Regions from separate parts of the Mus musculus genome. Here region 2 is linked to region 1. Evidence: chromatin loops called from intact Hi-C (ENCODE). Cell type or tissue: left cerebral cortex. All regions are shown on one strand. Each heading gives the region's core, and the rest is flanking DNA. Links, peaks and the distances in the headings are about the cores only. Region 1 overlaps Lsamp (limbic system-associated membrane protein). Region 2 has its middle 270 kb from the start of Lsamp.

Region 1 (11,424 bases), core at 1,439-9,438:
AGCCACTGCAAAGCAAGCTTCACAGTGTTCATTTGTTTTTTGAGAGGGCAGGCTTTTGTTTCATTTTGATACATTTTTTGTTTCACTGATTTTTGTTTGATTTTTGCAGGGGTTTTTTTTTGGTGTAGAATGAGAGAGAGAGAAAGAGAGGGGGAACAAAAAGTGGGGTGGGGAATGAGGAGATTCTGGGAGGAGTTAGGGGAGATAAAAACATGAGAAATATATTGTATAGAAAAGACTTCTTTTTTTTTAATTTATTTTTTTATTAGGTATTTTCCTCGTTTACATTTTCAATGCTATCCCAAAAGTCCCCCATACCTACCCCCCCAATCCCCTACCCACCCACTCCCCCTTTTTGGCCCTGGGGTTCCCCTGTACTGGGGCATATAAAGTTTGCAAGTCCAATGGGCCTCAGAAAAGACTTCTTAATGAAAATAAAAAGATAATCACAGTCTTCTTGTAAAACAAAAAGGAGGGCCCTCAAAAAGTGAGAATTAAGTTAAGCTGAGGCCATGCTATGACAAGGGACAGCTGATGAAAGATATAGACTGGGCCAGTTCTTATGAATGAGGGCTCTCTAGGATGGTCCAAATCAGGAAGAAGCAAGAGCCATTCATGACAAAGCTAGGACTCAGTTTGCTGTCCATAGAAGTGAGTCTGCTGAACCTGAATAAAAATCATCATTACGCCTCAGGAGAATCCAGTAGCTCCTTTGTGAAAAACTGAACCAAAATCTAAGCCAAATAAAATTGATAGTAAAAATTAGAGATAATATAGCAATGAAAATATTAAGTTTTAATGGTCATAATGGCACAAGAGATTTTGAAATAATAATAAAAGATGTTTCATAAAGTATTTATTACAATTTCATAAACTAAAAGGATAATACATTTACAAGAGCATTGCATGGAGTAAATTAGAACTTACATAAAAATGTTGCAACTAGAATAATGAACCAGAACATACATCTGAGAAAATCACAAATAAATATATTGAATGTTAAATATTGATTACTAGTTCAAGGTATTCTAATATATGTTATAAAACAGAAAACCTATGGCTGCTGATTTATGGGGACTCCATAAGGGATTGATTGTTGGTTTTTACAGTATTATATTGGCTAAGCTATCACACCCAACTTCTTTATTAAGTAACTATACGTATTCTGCCAAATTGTGTTTTCAGATAAAACTAATACGGAGATCCCTATATTTTACTAAGACAAATTGCCTTCAGTGGTGTGTTTGGGGGTCCTCTGAGTAATTTAGGCCTTAAGAAAATAGAAGGTGTTAACTAACCCAAAATTGGAGGAATTTTCTTTTTTTTCTCCAGTTTCCTTCTGGATTTATAGCTGTAAGACCAGTAGCTGTTAGAAATTCTCGTTAGTGGTCTGCTCTGTTAACTTCATATTTGCCAGGATCTTCATGAGTGTGGGGAAGCCTCTAAGCACCAACCTGACATGCCCTACCCCTATGTTTGTGCACATGTATGTGTCTTTGTGTGTTTTGTCTGTGTGCATGTGTGTGTCTGTGTGATTGTGTATATACATATTCTGTCTTCATCTCCTTCACCTTTTTAATGGAGAATCTTGACAAATGCAAACTAAAGAATCCCAAACTAATCTAATAGGGGTTTTAGCAACCCCTCTCCAAAGAAATGGAAGAGGGAAGAAAAATAAAAATTCTAAGAAATAATAGACAAAAATACTAAGGAATAATAGGCATTTTAATATCTAAAGTATATGTAGAAACAATGAAAATAAAGTTGTACCAAGCTTCATTATGCTGAAACTGAAGGACACTCAAGAAAAGATCATTTCCCCAAAAGTAATTAGCAAAAGAAGAAAATGCTTAATAAAAAATATAAATTTATTGGAAGGAGACTTGTCAGCACCAATATAGACTAAAAGACAGTGGATTGCTATCTTCAACTTGATGATAAAATAACCATAAAATTTGGTTAAATGCTGGCCCCATATAGAGCATCAAAAGTAGCTCTGATAACAATACAGTGACTTCTCCATTTCCAAATTTGATATTCAAGGAAGCCAGAAAGCATATTATTGAATAAATAATGCAGTAGAGCAGAAAGAGTTTATAATAAAAATTCCAATAATTTTTAACTTTTAGAGAAGGCGACATAGTGAATGTCTTAAGATTCAGCTAAAGTACTTTTTTAAAGAAAGTTTTGCCATGTATTATGAATACATATGGTTTAAGGAAGCAAGGGTGAAAATTGATGAGCTACATATTAAATTCTGAAAGTCGTGAATGGAAACCATGTTAATTCATCAACTTCATAAAATGAGAGAGAATGTTGCAGACAAGATCAGCAAAGTTCAGAGACAGTTCTTTGCAAAAGCTAATAAAATAGAAAAACCTAAGCAGGTTGTTGATCAAATAAAGAAGATAAGAACAAGAAAAGAAAAGAAAGATAACCCTGAAAAGTAAAATAAGAGCAATCATTAAAACAGAGTGGAAAGCTAGAACTGTAAGAGCATAAAATAAGTTTATTTCCTCCACTTGAAAACTGACAGCAAGAAAAAGATTGATTTTAGACAAAATAAAGAATTATTTCTGAGCTATACACGCAGAGAATATATTATATTATATTATATTAATTATACTAGCATATAGATTATAATTATATATCATGTGTGTGTTAGTGTGTGTGTGTGTTAAAACTCATTCCTGCTCAAAGTTCACAGATAATGAAGAAGAAACAAAGAACACTTGGTGCATAAGCATGCCCTCTGTGCGTAAATGCCATCTACGCTGTACAAGCAATAATGAACCTTCTATACTATAATTATATAATGCTGAACTTTGAGCTATATGAAAGGTTTCCTCATCAGAAACTCCTCTCTATTGATAATATATGAATGGTTGTATGGAGGACACATTCCTGAAATTATGGACTACTCATTGTGATGTTGTAGTTCTTAGTAAAAGAACACTTAAATTGGATTCCATTTAACAGACCCTGATGTTGGGTTGTTTTTTTTTTTTTTTCCCTACTGTATGACTGCTTAACATGGCCTTTGTCAGAATGAATACATATTGAGGGGAATAACTAATAGCTATGATAGGCAGGAAGTCTAGCAATTGAATCTGCCAGGACATTGAATAAATTTTTGTTGAATAACATGACCTTTATGTTGTTAGAGGTACAAAGCACAAACTGATGTCATTTAGGCTGAAACAAAGAGGACATGGTCATCATAACAAAGGCAGAACAATTTTTTTTTAACTTAAAGCCTATATCTAACTTCTGGGTCTGCCAAAGTAGAACATTCCTAGGGTGGTATTTATTCATTGCATGAGAATTATGATTTATATAAATACCCATAAAGTAAACCTTTAGCTTCATGCTAAGATCAGCAGTGTTTAAATTCTTGGAATGGATGAAAGGACTCTTAAAATTATCAGTATCCATGCTCTGATTATTTAAATTCTCAAAATCCAAATCAGCCATTAAAAGCACCCCTTACCTACAGTCGGTACAACTCAGAAAGGCTATTACAACTCCAGATCTCTTACAGTAGAATCTAGTGTCTCAGACACTGTGTCCAGGAGAACCAGACAGAAGTGCAATGATGCAAGTCTTGAGCATCTCATATAACCTGGGCTGACCTCCGTGATTGTAGGAGGACTCACAAGTGCAATGGTTGAGCTGCTGCAGTCATTCAGTGGCATCGGGACTCTTCTTTCCTCCACCTGGAATCTGAGAAGCCATAGTGTGAAAGAAATGGGGGAGGGGAAGAAAAGTGAAATTGAAAACTGAGATTATGTTGCTTCTTGTTCTGACTTTGATTACACTGTCATCTTTATTTACTAATGTTCACATTCCTCCACCACCACCACCACCCCCGCCCGTGTGTGTGTGTGTGTGTGTGTGTTGTCATCTTTCTCCTCATCCTTTCTGAAGCATTTCTCTTTCATCTGTCCCAAAACAGGTAATAGAACATAGTAGAATTGTGTGTGATGGGAATAGCTCTGATTGTAATCAAGAGATCTGAATTTCAGCTCTGTCACTGACTCTAAATAGCTTTTCATATAATATGATAAAAATCTCTGTCACCTTGACAGTCAATACAGATGAGATACTTTGAGTGGAAATGAATAGAACTTAAGCCATCTTATGACAGCTTCATTGAAGCCCTGGTAACTGCTGTTTACCCATCAAAGTCCACACCTATGGAGAAAAGAACTGATCACGTTTTCTTTAGCCTCTCCTTTGCTTCCAATTCTCTTTTTAAAATAACCAGAATTTGCTAACACTTTAACACTTTCCCTTCTATAGTTTTGCTTGATCACATGTGCAATCTCTTCAGCAACTGAGTCTCAAATACTTTTATCATCAGTATTCATTTTACTATGATTTCACCCAAACCTCAGTGCGGATTCTTGTTGTGATCTTATAACAATAGTTATTGCGTTTCCACCTCGCTCCGACTTCACATAGCTGATCCAGAATTTCAGAAGGGTTTGTAACAAACTGTTTAGTCACTTTCCTATGGCTGTCTGGATAATAATTCTTGCTAATTCGGAACGTGATTAACTTTCCTCCGCTGATACTCTGCCATGTGATCTCATCACTTTGGGATAATTGTAATCATGAGAAGAAATCGAGCTAGCCGTTTGATTTACTGTTTAACAGTAATCATTTGGTTGTCCTTTCACCTCTCTGGGAAAATGTGGTCCCAAATACAAAAACAAGTCAGTCCTGGAGAGCCAGAGTAATTTTAGAAATACTGTCACCTGGTGGTGGGTTAGAGTTATAGCACTTGGCTTTTTCTCATGTTGATTGAAGTCCATGTCAGGTGTTTAATCTAAGAGATTAAACAGCACATGTTTATTTAACACGAATAGTTAAGAAGGAGAAACACACAAGCCCTTTCTGCCATCCCATGAGATCTTAAGATTCTGTGACTTAAGATCAATTCTCATTCTGAGATATTCCAACCTGATGTTCCCAGATCCATTGTCTGCCTTCCTCCAGTATTCTTTCACATGCATTTGTATCCAGCAAGAACTTGGTAATGTTTTAGACTGATTAAAGCATCTCTCTGATGCTACAATGCCCTTTTCCACTGTGAAAGAAAAAAGAGTCTTTGAAAAAAAAACCCCACAGGCAAGATGTTGTATCCCCTAGAAACCCTCTGTAGAAATGATGTGACCCTATCCATAGTCTAATGAGTCAGATAAGGCCGAACTAAGGGACAGAAAGCACTTTTTTTGTCTCTTCCTCTATCTTTTTCCATTCTCCAAGATAGGAACCATGAGAAGCATTATAGGTCTAAATATAGGTACCATATGCATTGCAATTTATTGATTTGAATATCTTTTGCGAAGAGCACAGAGGCCTGTGCAGTAGTGGTAATGAATCACTTCAGCAACACAGTTGTATATTTAAATCCTGCAGCATCTGTTTGGCAACCAGATAGCTGATTTGATCATTGACAATATAGCAAATTCAAACATTTCAGCATCCTATCTCCTTCGAGGGTAAAGAGATACACTTGAGAGTATGGAGACCGAACTTGGTCTTTATGCCAGAAGACTTGGCTATGATACTTACAGTCACTGTTGTTGGTTTTCTGAAATGAACATTGCACCTGTGTTGGCTTCAGAACCCTCGGTCTTCTAAGAAATTGGTAAATATTTATGTCTGATACCAGCTTGGATATTTTGTGGTTTTATATGTTTCTGATCATGTAAGTTTGAAGGTGAACAGTCATCTGTTCAAAACCATTAATTAATATTAGGGATTTTGCCTGTTATAGTACATAATTGCAGCCCTTTGTGAAAATTTACTAGCTAAAAGTAATTTAAACTAAAAAGAAAATCAAACAAAATAAAAATGAGAAAACCTTTACCCCCTCAAGTCTGGAACACATAAGGAAGCCATTGCCATCATCCAAGTTCAGTGGAGTATAACAGACTCATTGCTACCCAGCACTTTAAATAGTCTCCTAATAATATGTATAGTATATACATGTTGTATATGATGTTTAATATGCTTTTCTAGTTCTGATACATCTGGATTACTGTCATAGGAATCAGTTCAGTCTCCAGCATACTCGTAGAAAAGGACTCAGCAATAACATGAATAAATCACCCTGGCTACCATCTGCCTCAGAATTCCTCCATTTTAACTCAAGCCTAAATGAAAGACTATATAGAGGTTCAAAAGGAAGAGAGGGAGGAGGAACAAGGGGAAATCGAAATAAGTAAAACTTCAGCATTTAAACTTATCATTAATCCAGAAAATTACTGTGGCAATGCATGAAATTAAATAAATTAAATGATACAAGCCTATGGATTTCTTATAAATCAAATATGTTTCCTCAGAGTGCTTTGCTTTCCTTTCATGAGCAAACTTGGCTCACCACTCCATCTATTAAGAATTGGGATGATACTCTTGATTGTAGGCTCTAAAATCCCAGCAAGAGCTGAACAGCAATGACATCGCTGAGAGAACACGCCTGGAGGTGAATGGTACTCTGCCTGCTGAGAGGTCCCTGCACCATCCATTTAGAGAAAATAGTAAAGGCCGACTGACTTTTTTCTACTTATAAATATTGACTTTTTCCTATTTATAAAGCAATGCATTATGATTTCCCTAATATTGTTTGAAATGGAAGATTGATGCTTAATGCTATAGCAACAACCAATCCACATGTGACTAAGAGCAACCAGGAGGATGCCTGTGTTTGTATTTACATTCATGGATGGTACAGGAGGAGATCGGCGAGTGCTGAGTAATGAAAGCCATGAAATCTTTAACCTGCCTGACTTAATAATTATTTTTCAGCCCTGCTGATCCTCTACACTTTTGCTACTCAAAGTGTGGTCCTTGTCATCACTTGAAGGCTTGTTAAAGTTATGGCATCTCAGGACCTACTACTGAACTACTGCAGTGAATCTGCTTTTTAACAAGATCCCTGGGTAATTCCTGTGCAAGGAACTGCTCTCTGCAGCCAACTCCTTTATTAGAATGGTCAGACTCTGTTTTCCAATGTTCTTGCTTTGAGAATATTTTCCTAGTTTTATCTTGGTTCCTTTAAGATCCTTGCTTGAAAAGGGCTGGGAGAATTTGTTTATAGTCAGGCAAAAAATGTAGACCCCTGCTTTTGTGGGTTTCCACTGTCATTTTATAAGGGCATTCTCATCTAGGATAATGCAAGCTTGATCATCTTTAACATGAAGTATGAGGTTTTCCCCTGTATGATATAATTTATTTTATGCTTATTAAAGGTTTCTAATTCACACTTCAGTAAGATCAATCAATAATTTTACAATAAAATTGATTGACTGAGGCTGCCATAAAGGTAAAGATCATTTAAAACCTTGCGCTGTATTTTTTTTCTCAGCATAAAAAATGATTTTGACTATTTCTCAGAGGCTTCTTGTATCAAATGTAACTTCTTGGAGATGAAAAGTCCTAATATATATGTAGCTTTTATAACTAACTAATTAAAGACTTAGATTTTTTGATAATTCTCGTATCAGTATCTATCACCATACTGCTTTCTAACAAAAGAATATCCTCAGTATATTTGAGTTGATTACATTGAATCTATAAATAAATATATTGATAACAATTCCCCACTCCTCCCAAAAATAGAAAAAAAAACTACCTGGAGAGAGAGAGAGAGAGAGAGAGAGAGAGAGAGAGAGAGAGAGAGAGAGAGAGTGAGTTTGGAGGAGCACAGTTATCAGAAACTGAATGATTATCAGCTACCACTAGAATCAAGAGGAGCCAGGGAGGAAAGGTTCTTCCTTAAGACCTTCAGAGCCTCGTCAATAACTTTAACCTTCAATTTCTGTCTTCAAAATCCCTGGAGAAAATTCTGTTGATTAGATGACCGAGTCTGTGGTCATTTGTTATAAATGTCCACAAGAAACTAATGAGCTACTAAGTCTGAGTCTTGATCACAAAACCGTAATCATATTTCAAATGGAATCTTCTGATCCGTTTTCTATGAAGAAAGAGACATATGGAGAACATCCACTGTCAAAAGCATGTAGGTGAACAAGCAGAGATTACCCACATACAATTGTTGAATGTTGTCAAGAAAGGGAAATAAATGCGAAGGACAATATTTAAGCACCCTTTGGAACTGCATGGGGCATAGAGTTAACAGAACCAATGATCTAAAGAAATTGTGCTTTGAAAGAGCCATAACCTTTGATTTATGACATTTTCAATACTCAAAAGTGGTAAGTTTAGTTCAACAATGGCAGCCAAACCCAGGGTCTTTGCAGTATTAGCGTTCTAACACTTTGTTATTGTACTTGAAAGTACACTCTTACCTTCTAAGAAGACTTTATACTATTCTGCTACAGCCAAAGAGAAGGGAAGGAAACACTCTAAGGTCTGGCTGAACCAGAGACTGTAAATTGTTCTTCACATGCCTCATTCTCTTACCAAAGCTTCATGTCTAGAGGTAGAAAATATATTGATCTATTAGGAGTATGAAAGAAATGGGTAGTTTTGAAATTGTTCTCCCTCCATGTCATTAGTGGGATTCTTGCCACCATGTAACCCCACAAATCAGCACCCAAATTCAATGCCAAACTTTCTCAAAAACCGTAACTCATTAAGCTTTAGTGCTCCTGAAGATAAGGACCTTGCTTGTGTAAGGCCATCAAACACCAATATTGACTCTGTAGGACATTTTTAAGGCTATTTATATCACAATAAAGGCACTTTATTAGTCTCATCAATCAAGGGAGTCCAAATTTCACCCTGAGATCAGTCTGCCTGAGCCTGTGGACCAGGGAAGGATGAGAAATTATAGGATGCATTATCTTCAATCTCATTTGAAACTTCCTAAATGAAACACCAGACAGGCACAGTTTATTGCTTATAAAATAAATGAAGGAGGTACTGCTAATGTAATAATGAAAGACTGGGCTTCTGGTTGTTTTTCCGCTCTTGACAGAGAGTTGGTGGTCAGCCAGCACAGTGATTACTGGTTTCCATAGTTAAAGACACAATACATCTGTCATTTGACCAAGATGAATGTAGTGGCCATTCAGGAGGACTGCACCCAGCTTGTAGCAGAGACCCAGGCTGCTGGTTTCTGTAATCTGTGACTTGGCATGTGATCCCATCATTCTCTGGGTCAGGGAAATACCATTCCACAGTCATTAAACAGTTCAACTCCAAGTCAGACCAAGTTAGGTTCAAATTCCACCTGACTTCTCTGAGCCAAGATCTCATCTGAACAACAGAAGATCACCATCTTCACATGGATTTGAATAATTAGCACAGATAATGCCTTATATATAGTACTCAGTGACTGCTTTCTTAAGGATATCAGTGTTAATGCATTTTACCTTTAGTCACATGTCCATGGACAGCTGATATCAGAAGTTAAGCAGATGGGGAAGCCTGTCAGATTAAGGACATCGATTGTAGCATCCATCAGACTGGAATCTTCCCCTCAGCTAAAAGATGAGTTGTTCAGTAATGAATTTAGTTTCTCTGAGTTTTAGTTCCTTAAGCTATAAACAGTTATTAACATAAAAATGGCACCCCCTAAAAGTTGTTATATAGACCAAATGGAAAATTCACAGTGGTAATGTATATGCTAAATGTTCTCCATATGGCTATAGTGCCTCATAACAATTAACAGTATATCAGCAGCACTCTTAAACAGTTATTGAGAAGTCAGTGGATTTTTAGCAATAAATGTTAATGAGTGTGTCCAAAAAATTATAAATTTTATACAGTTTATACATTAACTCAGAAAAATGTCTGTTGAGTGCCTCCTATGGGGTTTCCTGTTCAATCACCTTAGGAACAAGATGAGGAAGATGAACCTGTCCTGTGCTTACTAGTGATAAAAGAATTAAAATAGGGCAGTATCAGAGTGATTATTGATAAACAAGTGTCTGATGTAGTTTGAACTAAGAAAGACCAAGCAATGCAAATATAAAGAAGGTGGTTGGCAAACTTTTAAGCAAAGGGCTATGCCAAAGCTGACAGGGAGAGAGAGAGAGAGTGAGAGAGAGAGAGAGAGAGAGAGAGAGAGAGAGAGAGAGAGAGAGAGAGAGACCATAAAATGATCAGGGTGTTACATCTGGGAGCTGATGGGGAAGGAGTGGATTGACATAATCTGATGTATGAGAGTCAGTCAGAGACAAGACCATATAAGGATAATGGTAAGAACTGCAATTCCACACAAAACATATAGCATAGTCACTGGATACTATTCATAGCTGGTAGGTATGGGTTATTATAGCCTGATTTTCCTTTATCAAACAATGAATCTGACCTTTGGACAGGAAGAGCTAGTTATAGATTATAGTGAATTACAGAAACGCATACCAAGGCAAGGGAGATGACAACACTGAATGAGGGTGGGATATATTCTGAAATATATTATCCTGATGAGTTTTCAAAAATAGTCTACTAAAAAAAAAAAAAACCAAGACTATCTTGAAAGAGTTCAATCAAGAAAATTTTACCTTCAAGTTTTGGGAGGCAACCAAAAGCAATGGAAATAGTTTATATTATTTGGGTAGTCTTGGACTCATGTGATCAACAACTCAAAGGGTGATTTTTTTCATGTCTGGCAATTTCGATTTTGTTAAATAATCTATGGCTGTTGGAGTGAACACTGTTAGCCATGTATTGTAAATCTATTTTAACAGTGCATATCTATCTAACTTCTCATGTATACACATGCCTGTTGTAGATAACCCTGGGGCTAATTATATTTGATGTTAATTCCATTCTCCTGTGAGTGGTTGCGAACACTGAGTCAGCACTCAGGTGATTTCCTGTAAACCTGCTTCCCACCTTAATTTGTAAAATAAGGAGAGCTGATGATTGGGCAGATAAAAGGGAAGGTGGATCAGAAGGTAGGGAGAGAGAAGGAGGAGAAAATGGAAGAGGGAGATGAAGAAAAGCAGAGCAGGAGCACATGGCCTGGAGAAATCACAAGTTCTAAGGGGTCTCATAAACTGTGGAAGATGGTAGTGTAGCAGTAGATCTGCCCAATCTAGGCACACAGCTTGTAATCATATTAACTGTTGTGTTTTCATTGTTGGGGCATATTCAGGAGGAGATTTACCACAACACATGCCTGTATTTTTGAGTAAGCTTACGAAATAATATGTTTGTCTAAGGTGTTTTTTTTTTTTTCCTAAAGATATCCTTAGTGATTTTTCTCTCCTTTTTCTTCCATCTTGCTTTGTGTTATTGTCCCCTGGGGTGATAATACTTATCTGGAAGTCTCCTTACTGAGAACTAGGCCTCTAGGTTCTAGAAGTTATTGTCCAAGCTGCCAGTGGAGAAAAGCAATCAATAGTCCTACATAATGATATAGATCACGAGAGAACCATGAGAATGACCAGAACAGAAAGATGGCCCCCAATGGTCCAGTAGTGGCACTTTTACCGTGGAGGT
Region 2 (11,424 bases), core at 1,370-9,369, 580 kb before region 1:
AAGTTACTGTAGGAGCATATTCCTCCTCCCTCCAAAATTGCATCTCCAAAATATTTCAATCTTCATTTTCTGACCTTGGGAGTTATACTTCCATGCACTTCTATACACAGAGACAAATCTCTACCTTCAGTCCTTCTTTTTTTTTTTTTTCATTGTATCCTTGACATCAACATTTGACCCAGTAGAAAACAAGGCAAACAGGTACATATCCTAGATTCCTTAAGTTTTCTTCCTGAGTTTGTAACGTTCTTCACAAAAAAAAAAAAAAAAAAAAAAAAAAAAAAAAATCAACACAGCCTCCTCAAGCTCTTCCACTCTTCATTCAGCATTATAAATGTTCTATTATATGATTATAATTGGAAATATAAACGATATCCACCCTTCAATTTTTTGTTACTTGGCACACACTCACTCCTGTTCCATTGACATGTTTTTCTTTTAAATTCACCATTGCCAATTTCAACAAACGCTTTTTAATTCTCATTTTCATTTTTTATGTAAGCAGATTTTAGCACAGTTGGTTGTATCTCTCTTTTCATGGCCTTCTCCTTATGTTCTTTTATATTTTCATGTTTTGTCATTTTATCTTTCTGTCTATTCTTCAGCTTTCCTTGCTGACTTTTTTGTCTCCTCCCAACTTTTAATGTTGATATTCTTTATAGGCCAAACTACATGTAGACTCTTTGAAATTTCATGTCTTATTAAGTCATCTCTGACAAGTCTTCTTTTCAGGCACCACCTATACATTTTTCCCTTTAGTCTCAGATTTAATTTTTCAGTGTTTTTTAATATGTCACTTCTACTCGGGAGCAATGGATTACAGATTAAAAACTTCCTAACTCCTCTATCACCAACATATGTTGGTGTATAAATGCTCAGTGTATGATTGCTTTGGGCAATCATCGATTTCTGTGGGAATGGAGGAGGTTATAAATGTACAAATCTGACATCGTTCTTCTCATTTTTCAGAATATTCACCTAGAATTCCAATGGAGTTTATAGTGAGTGGGTCAATTAATAAAGGCGCTTCTCAGCAGTGTTCATTTTTCCCTGAATGGAAGAAATGTTAACTGGAGTAGCAGGGAACAAAGTTCTTACCAACTAAAGCAGTTAGAGCAAAACCAGCAGAGAAGAGGATGTGAAGGAGGAGGAAATGGAGGGGGTAATGGAAGATATAGAGGAGTGAGGTAAGGAAAAGACAGGAGAGTGTGAAAAGGAGAGAGGAGACACTGCAAGGAGGAGTCAGAAGAGGAAACAAGAAGATGGAGAGAGATGGAGAGATGGAGAGGGGAAAGTAAGCAAGTCTCATGAAGTTTGGAAATGGAATTTAGCTCACCAGTGGAAAGACAGAAATATCAAAGGGAACAGAAAATGACAGTGAGTTATTGTTCTCCTAAACCTGGTGTTTTTGTTCCAGCTTTGCCCATTGATCTACAAACCTAACTTATGCAAGTCTTCCTACATGTGTGTCTCCTGCATCCATCCCAACGTGCCACTATGTCTTTGGTGGTTGGTAGGGCTGTGGATCTGGCTGTGGATTCCTGAGCTAGTTGTGAGCACTGTCTATTCTCTGTACTGTATCTCTGGTTAGTTTATAATTCATAGTGGCAGATAGTCTTGTAGGGTTCTTAGACCTCCCCCTGATCTTTCTGGTCATGAATATTATCCTTTTACAGTGATCGAGAAGTGAGAAAAATACTTGTGACTTCTATGCAATGAAAAGATATAAGAAAACAAAATTGTTTCCAGGCAGGCAAGGTTACTAGGCAGATACATCAGAACAGACACATAGTCAATCTGAGAAGTACAGCTCACTGAAGACAGAGATGAAGATCGAGAGTGACTGTGGGCTTAACTCGCATCCCTCTTCATCGGGATCCATATATAAAGCACATCGACACTAAAATTCTACCTGTGGCAGAGGATGTCTGACTCAATTGAGCTCTCTTAGTTATTACACGTGACTAAGAAAAACAAGTATCAACACTCAAAGAGGCTCAAGGATAAAGACCTTTAGAATGGAATGACAGAAACTCACTAGGATGGTGAAATCCACTCAACTTCACCCTCACTGCTGTCAATTTAAACCAAACATTTGAGACACTGTCTATAGATTTAAAACATACTGAAAACTGTGGGCTTTCATTCATTTAGTCCTGAGTCTTGCTACTAGAAATATTACAGTAGTATGTCAGAAATAAAATATTATGAGATGTTCAGTTTGAGTTCAGCAAATGTGGATTGTGTGCCTGCTATCATAGGCAGTTGCAGTCAGTGCTGGAAGTGCCTCTTGAGGTCAGGAACAGCCATCCCAGTGCTCATAGGGTGGCCAAGCCATAAGGTGGCACTTAAGGTGGAATTTCTATTGATATTTAAGTTAACAGGGGCAAAACCTCAACTCCAGTAAGATGAAATGTGAGATTAAAAATGCTTGCCATGGCCTGGGGTGTCTTGTTGTGGATCTCCATGTTTGAATCTCTAGGAAAGCAACTCTTCCATTTAGCAAAGTCTTCTACTGGAAAGAAATTGTGGTGTTTGATAGTCATGCTTACCACATGTGTTCTGTCATGAAAATCTATTTTTACGTTAATGTTATTATGTTAAATATAATTTCTATGGGGCAATTTTTATGCCTAACAGGAGTTCCTAGAGGTGGAATGCGATTCAGACTTTGACACCTTGCTTTGGGTACCTACAGATATTACAAAATGCTGAGTCCGTCAGACAACACCCTGACACTAAGACTCCTCTCTCTTTTTCATGCATTTAACCATGTAATATACAATATTATACAATTATAATATAAGAGAATGAATTATAATCTCCTTGTTTGACCAAATCAATTGCAGAATTCTATTTCTCTCTGTGTTGGTGTAGATTCTTGTTGTCATAGATTATGGTCATTATGATCCTTCAAAATTCGATACATTGTTTGTTTTGTTTGGGATTTTTGTGGGACTCCTAATAGTGGGAGTGAGCATGTGTCTGACTCCTTTACCTGCCCTTGGGATGCTTTTTCTTCTATGGGATTACCCTGGATATAAGGGTTTTTACCTAGTCTTGTTGTATCTTGTGCTTTCTTCAATTGGTATCCTTGAGAGGTGTGCACATTTCTGAAGGGAAATGCAGGCATAGTGGATCTGGGAGAAGGGGTTAGTAAGGGGGACTTTGAGGAGTGGAGGGAGGGAGGGAAAGCTTTATTTAGAATGTATTGTACGAGAGACTAGATTTTGAGAAGAAGATAAAATAGAAACATTGACACGACAATTGCATAACACAATATTTGCTTCATCTCTCTTGTGGAGGAGTTCTCAACACTGTAAAAATACAACTAATAACAAAGAAGTGCCACCAAAGTGCATTCACAGGACTATAGGGAGAAAAGCTGGGGAAAGGAGCATGGGCTTGGTCACAGCTGTCCAGACCAAAGCAGATGCATCTTCTCAGAAATGAATGAGTGATGAATGAGGCATGAACGGTAATCGAGCCTGTGCTTACTGGGCAATTGTACTGGCTAGTTTTGTGTCAACTTGACACAGCTGGGGTTATCACAGAGAAAGGAGCTTCAGTTGAGGAAATGCCTCCATGAGATCCAACTCTAAGGCATTTTCTCAATTAGTGATCAAGGGGGAAAGGCCCCTTGTGGGTGGGACCATCTCTGGGCTGGTAGTCTTGAGTTCTATAAGAGAGCAGGCTGAGCAAGCCAGGTGAGGCAAGCCAGTAAAGAACATCCCTCCATGTCCTCTGCATCAGCTCCTGCTTCCTGACCTGCTTGAGTTCCAGTCCTGACTTCCTTGGTGATGAACAGCAGTATGGAAGTGTAAGCCGGATAAACCCTTTCCTCCCCAACTTGCTTCTTGGTCATGATGTTTGTGCAGGAATAGAAACCCTGACTAAGACAGCAATCATTAGAAATAGGAGTGCCAAAGCATAGGGACAGAGGAAGAGGAGCACTTGCTGTTCTCCAGATGTCCTGCAGGGGTGGAAAAGTTCAACCAACAATGTCTTCATAGTCAGTGTTTAGCCTATCTTGCAATCCAGTGCTTGGTTACAAAACATGCTGTACACATACTTATTAATTTGGGGAGGATGCTTTAATTAAGATATTCAAGTTTTCCTGCTTTAAATATTGAACGTCTCACATTTCTAGCTGAATGTCAATGGTGACCTGTTCACTAAAGAAGGTCAGAGACAAAGACAAAATTGATCATTTATTCACTACCTAGAGAATTTCTATTGTGCCAGAAATAATTATGTGTCATTCACAGATATTTTGTATGTTCATTTCGACGAGTCTAGAAAATCTTCTCGTTCCATCTAAAATCAAGAATCCAAAAATTCTGAGAAGTTAACTTTAAAGTAGTACACATTGGAAAATCATTCTTTTACTTCAGTAACTGGAGAAGTATGTTGTAAATGTGAGTCGGGGCGACATGAAAATATAGCCTGAACTTTTATTTTACCTGATGCAAAAGCTCCTTCACATCAGCAGTAGGCACATAAAAAATAGATGATAGATGTCACAGCTCTTATTTTTTAATGTATACAGATGTTGTGCCTGGATGTATGTTTATGTATCATGTGCACGCTGTAACTTGCAGGGGACAAGAGAGGATGTCAGATTCCCTGGGACTGGAATTACAGATAGTTGTGAACTTCCATTTAAATCCTAGGAGTCAAACCTGGGACCTCAGAAAGAACAGCAAAAACTGTAAACTGCTGAGCCAAAGCCCCTGTCATTCTTAGCAGATCCCTGCAAGTGTGTGAATAGCAGGATGTGAATGGCTGTGTGTGCTTGGTTGTTTATGTGGGTTTTGCCTATGACACAGCGTCAGCTTGACTGTATGCATATGTGTGTGACACGCTGAATGTGTGACTGTATATTAATCAGATATTATCCCTTGCACTTATTTCATTAGCCATAGTCAAACATTAGTCACAAGGCATTGGCAACCCAAATTGGGTTAGAACTCACACCTGCTGCAAGAAAACATTCGACCAGTAGAGGGAGCCTCCATCTCATGATTGAAGATGCCTTTGAAGGGAGGTTTGAAAATCTGAGAAGTGTGGTGCATAGAGAAATAACTGCTCTTGTGTTGCTTTCTCTGCTTACATGCAAGGAGGGATGCATGGAATTAGTTGCCCGTCACTTAAATTATAGGTATTACAATCCTGTGGAGTATTAGATATCACCTTTGATCCACTGCATTACTGTCCCGTGGAGTATTAGATATTTCCTCTGATTCACTGTATTACAGCCCTGTGGAGCATCTGATTCTCTGTTATTTTCAAAGGCCAGGCACGGCCATTGTTGTCCTGGATATTATTGGAGTGTTTTATTCCACAGACAGTGCTGCCGCACCTCCCGGCCCCACTAATACAGTAACAAATGGAACCCGCTAACCATCACTCGGGTTCCTCCTCCCCTTTTCTTATATCATCAGACTTCTGAAGATGGGGTGGGGGCAGGGAGATCAGAGTAGGGGATGAAAGGAACTAGCCCGCATGCGTGCTTCCATAGTTACATCTTCATTCTGCAAAAATTTGACATATCAAAGAAATATCTGAAGGTCGCATCGAAGCAATTTTTAATTTTTAGGTAACATCAAACAAGTTCTCTGATAATTAGATAGGGACGTGTGCTCACTACTCTCGACAGCATATTTTTAGTTTCTCTTTATCTATAGGTTCATTTTTATTGGTTCTCCATTCAAGTGATATATTTATTGTATTCTAAAGAATTTCATAGAATGTATCTCTCTCACATTCACCCCCAATTCCTTCAAGATCAGTCCTTGTGTCTTTACCTATCCAACTTCCTATCATTATTTCACCCCAATGGAGTACTGTGCTGCCCAAATACTCTTGGGTATGAATGACCCCCTGGAGCATGAGCAACCCATCAGGGTTCACACCTTAAGAAAATCTGATCTTCCCTTTCCCATAGCTGTCATCTCATTGTAGTCAATTAGGAGTAGGACTTTATGCTTACCTCTTCTCTTTATTATGGAAGTTGGTCTGCACTGTGCTTATGTAAGCCTTTTACCTAGCCCTTGCAGTCTTTCTGTTCTTCTGCCAAGGTGGTGCCTAAGCCCTGGAAGAAGCATGAACTAGTGACACCCTTTATTATGCTGACCTCCATGTTGACCAGAGATGTATTTCTGTGCTACTCAGTATCTACTGTAAAATAGACTGTTTAGACACTTGTTTGTTTTCCAAGGAAAGAAATAAAGGGTGTGGATTCAATGGGAGGGGGGATATAGGAGGGATTTAGGAGAAGTAGATAAAGGGAAAACCATAATCAGAATATATTGGATAAGAAAAAAAGGCTATTTTCAATAAAAGAAAATTGGAAAAATGAATCTACATGGATGATGGTGAGGAGATGCAATAACCTATGTCCCGATAGTGATGTCACTAGGAGTGAGATTAATACTATGCCTATAATGTTCTCTCTTGGACCTATAGCCCATCTAGGCACAGGTTCTTGGCCCTGATAATGGTGCAAGGTATAACTTCTCTCTTTTGTAGCAAACTTTAAATCCAATTAGAAAATATTTGCCATAATCTTACATAAGCTATTTCTGTGTTATAATATCCCATTTCCTCTTGTTTTATATTTTTCTCTCCATTCTTTACCCTCCATTTTCTTCTCTTCCATTTCTATTTCTTTCTGGTCTAAGGCATCTATTATTTCTTGTCTTCTTTTTCTCACTGGTTCATATTCTCTCAGAGCATCCTTTATCTTCACACACTAAGAAACCTCTTTAACTTTCGGATAAAAGATGATGGGCTTCTTGGGGTATCAGGGCACTTCCTGAGCTCCATATTTTGAAGCAATTCAGGTAAGATGTGTTGAAACCTCATACTTTAACTCCTGCTTCTAACGCAGGTGACCTGTGAGAATAAGAAATCCAGAGCCTTTGGCTCAGGTCAACAAAAATGTTGGCTGGTGCAGTTCTTGTTTCTGTTGTTACAAAATAGAAAGCAAACACATTGATATGTCATGTGCTGGTGAGCCAGGCACATTAAAACCACTAAAATGACAAGAAAATGAAGGCAGCTGTGATATTCACTAGAAGAAAATGCTGGTGGAGCATAAAAAGATAATATAATGCTGGTAACTCTGACTAGTTGTGTTAGAGGCATTTATCACTCAACATACACCCAATATATTACCATTTAATGGGAGTAAGATGTTAACCCCATGGAAATTGTCATGGGAGTAAAATCATCAGTGCATAGAGAGAAGAACTAACATCCAAAATAAGCGTGGCAGTGTACAACTGTGTAGAAAGAGCATTGGCTCTGAAACCGGTTCTGACTCGTGCCAGAGCACTTCTAGATACCGGACCTCTGACAGAGTGCAATGGAAAATGAAAAGTTCTCACATCCAGAATATGCTTCCCTCCTGCTGGACAGTCCCTTAGGGAGGTGGGACAACTTCTAAACTTTGATTTATGCACTCAGAAGATGAGCACAGGCAGTTTCTATTTTAAAATCAACAAGATTGACTCTGATGATCTGAATGGGATGTGATACCATTAGGGGGGGTGCTTTCTCTCCTCTTTATTCTTTCTAATAGTCATCAAGACCTTCTATTCTCCCCCCTAGGATTCAATATTAACTCTCTAACTTCATCTAGAAGTTCATCCCAGTCCTGATTTTGATAGGAGCACTTCAAAAATCTCACTTTTGTCCCAACCACAGATTAGGTTTGTAACTCTTGATTGAATTTTTGCCAGTGCACACACTTTAAGCAAACCAGCATTCAGAAAATAATATTAATAATATTATTAAGAATTGTAGTAAATTCCAGGCATGGTGGCGCACGCCTTTAATCCCAGCACTCGGGAAGCAGAGGCAGGCATTTTTCTGAACTGGTCTACAAAATGAGTTCCAGGACAGCCAGGGCTATGTAGAGAAACCCTGTGTCGAAAAAAAAGTAATAAATAAAAAATAATAACAATAATAATAATAAACCTCTTGGTTCTGAGTTTTCATATAATCTAGGAAAAGATGCATAGGTTATCTTGGTTATCTTACTAGTCTTACCACAAACAAGCCAACCTTAGTTATATGGAAGGAATGCTCTAGAACTCTCACTGAAAGGACTACAACAGATCTCCTCTATCTGGGAATAGACTGCATTCTTTTTTTTTTAACTATTTTTAATTTTTTAAATTTTTATTAGGTATTTTCCTCATTTACATTTCCAATGCTATCCCAAAAGTCCCCCATTCCCTCCCCCCCCCACTCCCCTACCCACCCACTTCCACTTTGTGGCCCTGGCATTCCCCTGTACTGGGGCATATAAAGTTCGCATGTTCAATGGGACTCTCTTTCCAGTGATGGCCGACTAGGCCATCTTCTGATACATATGCAGCTAGAGTCAAGAGCTCCGGGGTACTGGTTAGTTCATAATGTTGTTCCACCTATAGGGTTGCAGATCCCTTTAGCTCCTTGGGTACCTTCTCTAGCTCCTCCATTGGGGGCCCTGTGATCCATCCAATAGCTGACTGTGAGCATCCACTTCTGTGTTTGCTAGGCCCCGGCATTCTTTATCAATGTTTTTTGTCATTTCATTCCCCTGAAATGAAGCCATTTGGTATGACTGCTTTATAGAACTTTTTCTTTGGTTGCCTTTTACTGCTGGATCCAATACCCTGCATTTCTTCTCTGTGATTTTGGATGTGTGCTCCTAAAGACATTTGAAAAAGTTTCTCCTTGGCCCACATTCTTACATGTCAAATCACTTTCTCCAAGTGACTTGAAATCTATGTCTCCAGTCTTGGCATCTGATAAGCTCCCATTTTGATATTCACTGTTTTAAAAACATGTTTATATTTCCATGTGTTGATTGCAGAATGGCTTAGGAAGCAATGACTGAATTACCATATCCTTAAAAAGTGTGTTATTTTCCCAGTGCTGCTACAGCAAGCTGAAGAGCTTAAAGCAAAGCAAATCTATTGTCTCATGGTCTATATGTAAGCAGTGCTGCACAATGTGCTTGGATTATCTTCAGAGGCATACCAGAATATAATAAAGGCACTGTTATGTAGTGATGCTCACCAGGAGCCCCAAGAGCTCCAACTATGAAAGAGTTGTGATTTGTTGTTGTTGTTGTTGTTGTTGTTGTTGTTGTTCTGTTTTGTATTTCCTCCTTTGGTTCTCTAGTCTGCCTCAACCATTCTCTTCTGTTTTTTTCTTTGTTTGTTTTAGAAACCATAAGATAACAGTGGTTCTATCTGGATAATGCAGGATTTTGTTACTATTTAAGATCAATTTGTGACTAATGTTAATTAAATCCCTTAAATCCTTATTGTCACTTAGACTAATGTAGCCACAATCTTGGAGATTACAGTGTGGAATATCACTGAGGACCATAATCCTTTCCTACCAGAAATCATCACTTTCCGTCTCATCGAAAATTAGAGTTGAGAAGAATATTAGGGACCACGTGAGCCAATCTCTTTCCATCCTAGGTGTAGAAACCCGAAGTCTTCTTAAACAGTTTTGTCAAGGTGTTGTGTATTGATGAAATGCCGGTTCTCTTTCTGGTACTTTCACTGGTACCCATAAAATTAAAAAGTGTTGTTGTTGTTGTTTTTTTAATCACTGCCTCTTAAAAGTGTTGCCGTTGTTCCCATTCCATCATGAGTACTGTTGTCTTTTTTTTTTTTTTTTTTTTACCAACTATTCACATTTGTATGCAGGTTTCACTGAATGAAATTATTATGAAAAATATTAATAAAAGGTTTTCTGTTGCTTAAATAGTATTTTTTAAAGAAATTTCAGGAAGCAAAAGAGACACAGAGAACTGAATGAAGTGACTCTAGGGGAATAACAAGGCAGCACAAGGAGAGGAGTTGGCATGTGCATACATCCACACATTCATACAAGGGATGAGGCACAAAATGGGTTGAGTTGGCACAAACTGAGCCAGAGATATCAGCAAGAGTACATGTGGAAAGCCGCTGAAACGATAATGGTGGGAGCGCGAGACAAGGTGATTTCATGAAGAAGGAAGGCACAGGTGTGACAACTGACAAGTCAAGAACGGAAAGAAAACTGGAGCTTGTTTCTGGGACCAAATGACTTGCTTGAAGAGGAAGACCAAAACCAGATGCTGCTTGTCGGGAGGGGATGGCAAAAGTCCAGATATGAACTGTGATGTGACAGTTATCAGAGATATGATGGAAAAAGAACAAATCATGGAAGTATAAGGGGAGGTCTGGAAGGATTTGCTGACTATTCAAAGCAAGTATACATAGAAAAAGATCACAGAGGGCAACAGGACTCTCCACATAGAAGGACTGGAGGGCAGAGGCACCACTACCTTTCTGATTTGAACCCCTGATGTTTCTCTTTGTGAGGAGGGCAGAGGTTTCACTGTTGTCAACTTAAAAGCCAGTGAGAATAGTCAGTTACTCTTACAGCACTCTCTTTATTCATTTCTTTTTTCACAGTACAGATCTTCTTATTTAATTATTTTTTATTTATCCTTTTTATTTTAATTGGGAGTCTAGTAGACTGACATGGTGCCAGCACCCTTGATCCATAAATAAGCAAAGTACAACCAAATGGAAACTAAATCAAACCTGAAGCCTATTACCCAGAAACTACTAACTATCAGCTAGTGATATTTCCAACAGATTTCACCAGTTCCAAGACAACTTGGATTTGTCTACATTTGCCACTGGAATATCTTTCCTTTGGCATACTTACATAACTACACCCCCATTCCTGTCTGTGAACCCTATTTCTCTGTTAGGGTAGTTCTGAGACACTTGCAGTCTAAAACGGTGCCCACCACGTAAGCCTCCAAATGCTCATTAAATAAACTTGTTAAATTTCCAATGTATTTTGTTCTTCAGTTTTTATCAAGCAAGCTTTCACCACGTATCCTGCTCCAGGGTCAAGGGATAACTGAGTGTGAGCATCCTCTGAGAGCTGAGATTACAAATCTGAGACACCATGATTGGCTCATCCAAAAGACGATACCCTTATGAAGAAAAATAATAGTCATGTTTTTATAATATTTACTATTGTTTTGAAAGTATATTAAATGAACTATTTAAAAATTTAAAGAATAAAATTGAATAATATTCTCTCTGTGTGTCTCTCTCTGTTTCTCTTTCTCTATCTCTGTGTGTGTGTGTGTGTGTGTGTGTGTGTGTGTTTGTGTGTGTGTCCTCATGCATGATGGAGCCAGAGGACAACTTTGGGTATCTTTTTCTATGTGCTTTAATTTGTTTTTGAGACTGTCTCTGTCCCCTGTTCATCCCTGATTGGTTAGACTGTTGGACCAGTTAGTTTATGGGAACCTTCTGCCTTTGTCCCCCAAAAACTGGGTTCTGGGTTATGCACCACTAACTGAAGAGCAGAAGGAACATGAAAACAAACAGGGAATCTGAACTCAGG

What was found. A loop is a pair of places that touch in the nucleus more often than their neighbours do. Peaks named below come from ENCODE experiments on the same cell type or tissue, not always from the same donor. Only the 100,000 strongest peaks of a DNase experiment are listed, where the experiment ranks them.
Region 2: a loop joins it to region 1, with 8 times the contacts of the local background. A loop is called at or near these places in 21 of 42 quality-filtered maps.

Annotation. Positions count from the first base shown.
Region 1 is chr16:41,831,209-41,842,632 of GRCm38, forward strand. The region is part of intron 1 of Lsamp (limbic system-associated membrane protein); the gene reads left to right. Gm46551 (a long non-coding RNA gene) reads right to left here. Exons shown (of 2, transcript XR_001781926.2): 1 at 4,761-11,424; 2 at 991-3,723. Among named protein-coding and RNA genes, the nearest start is that of Gm46551, 14 kb to the right of the region's middle. In left cerebral cortex, for the core only: a CTCF peak has its summit at 4,771 (motif pointing left); DNase peaks (open chromatin) are centred at 4,742 and 5,261; H3K27ac peaks cover 519 bases.
Region 2 is chr16:41,253,503-41,264,926 of GRCm38, forward strand. It overlaps a transcript of Lsamp not described here. Among named protein-coding and RNA genes, the nearest start is that of Lsamp, 270 kb to the right of the region's middle. In left cerebral cortex, for the core only: CTCF peaks have their summits at 3,973 and 4,996 (motif pointing right); a DNase peak (open chromatin) is centred at 5,012.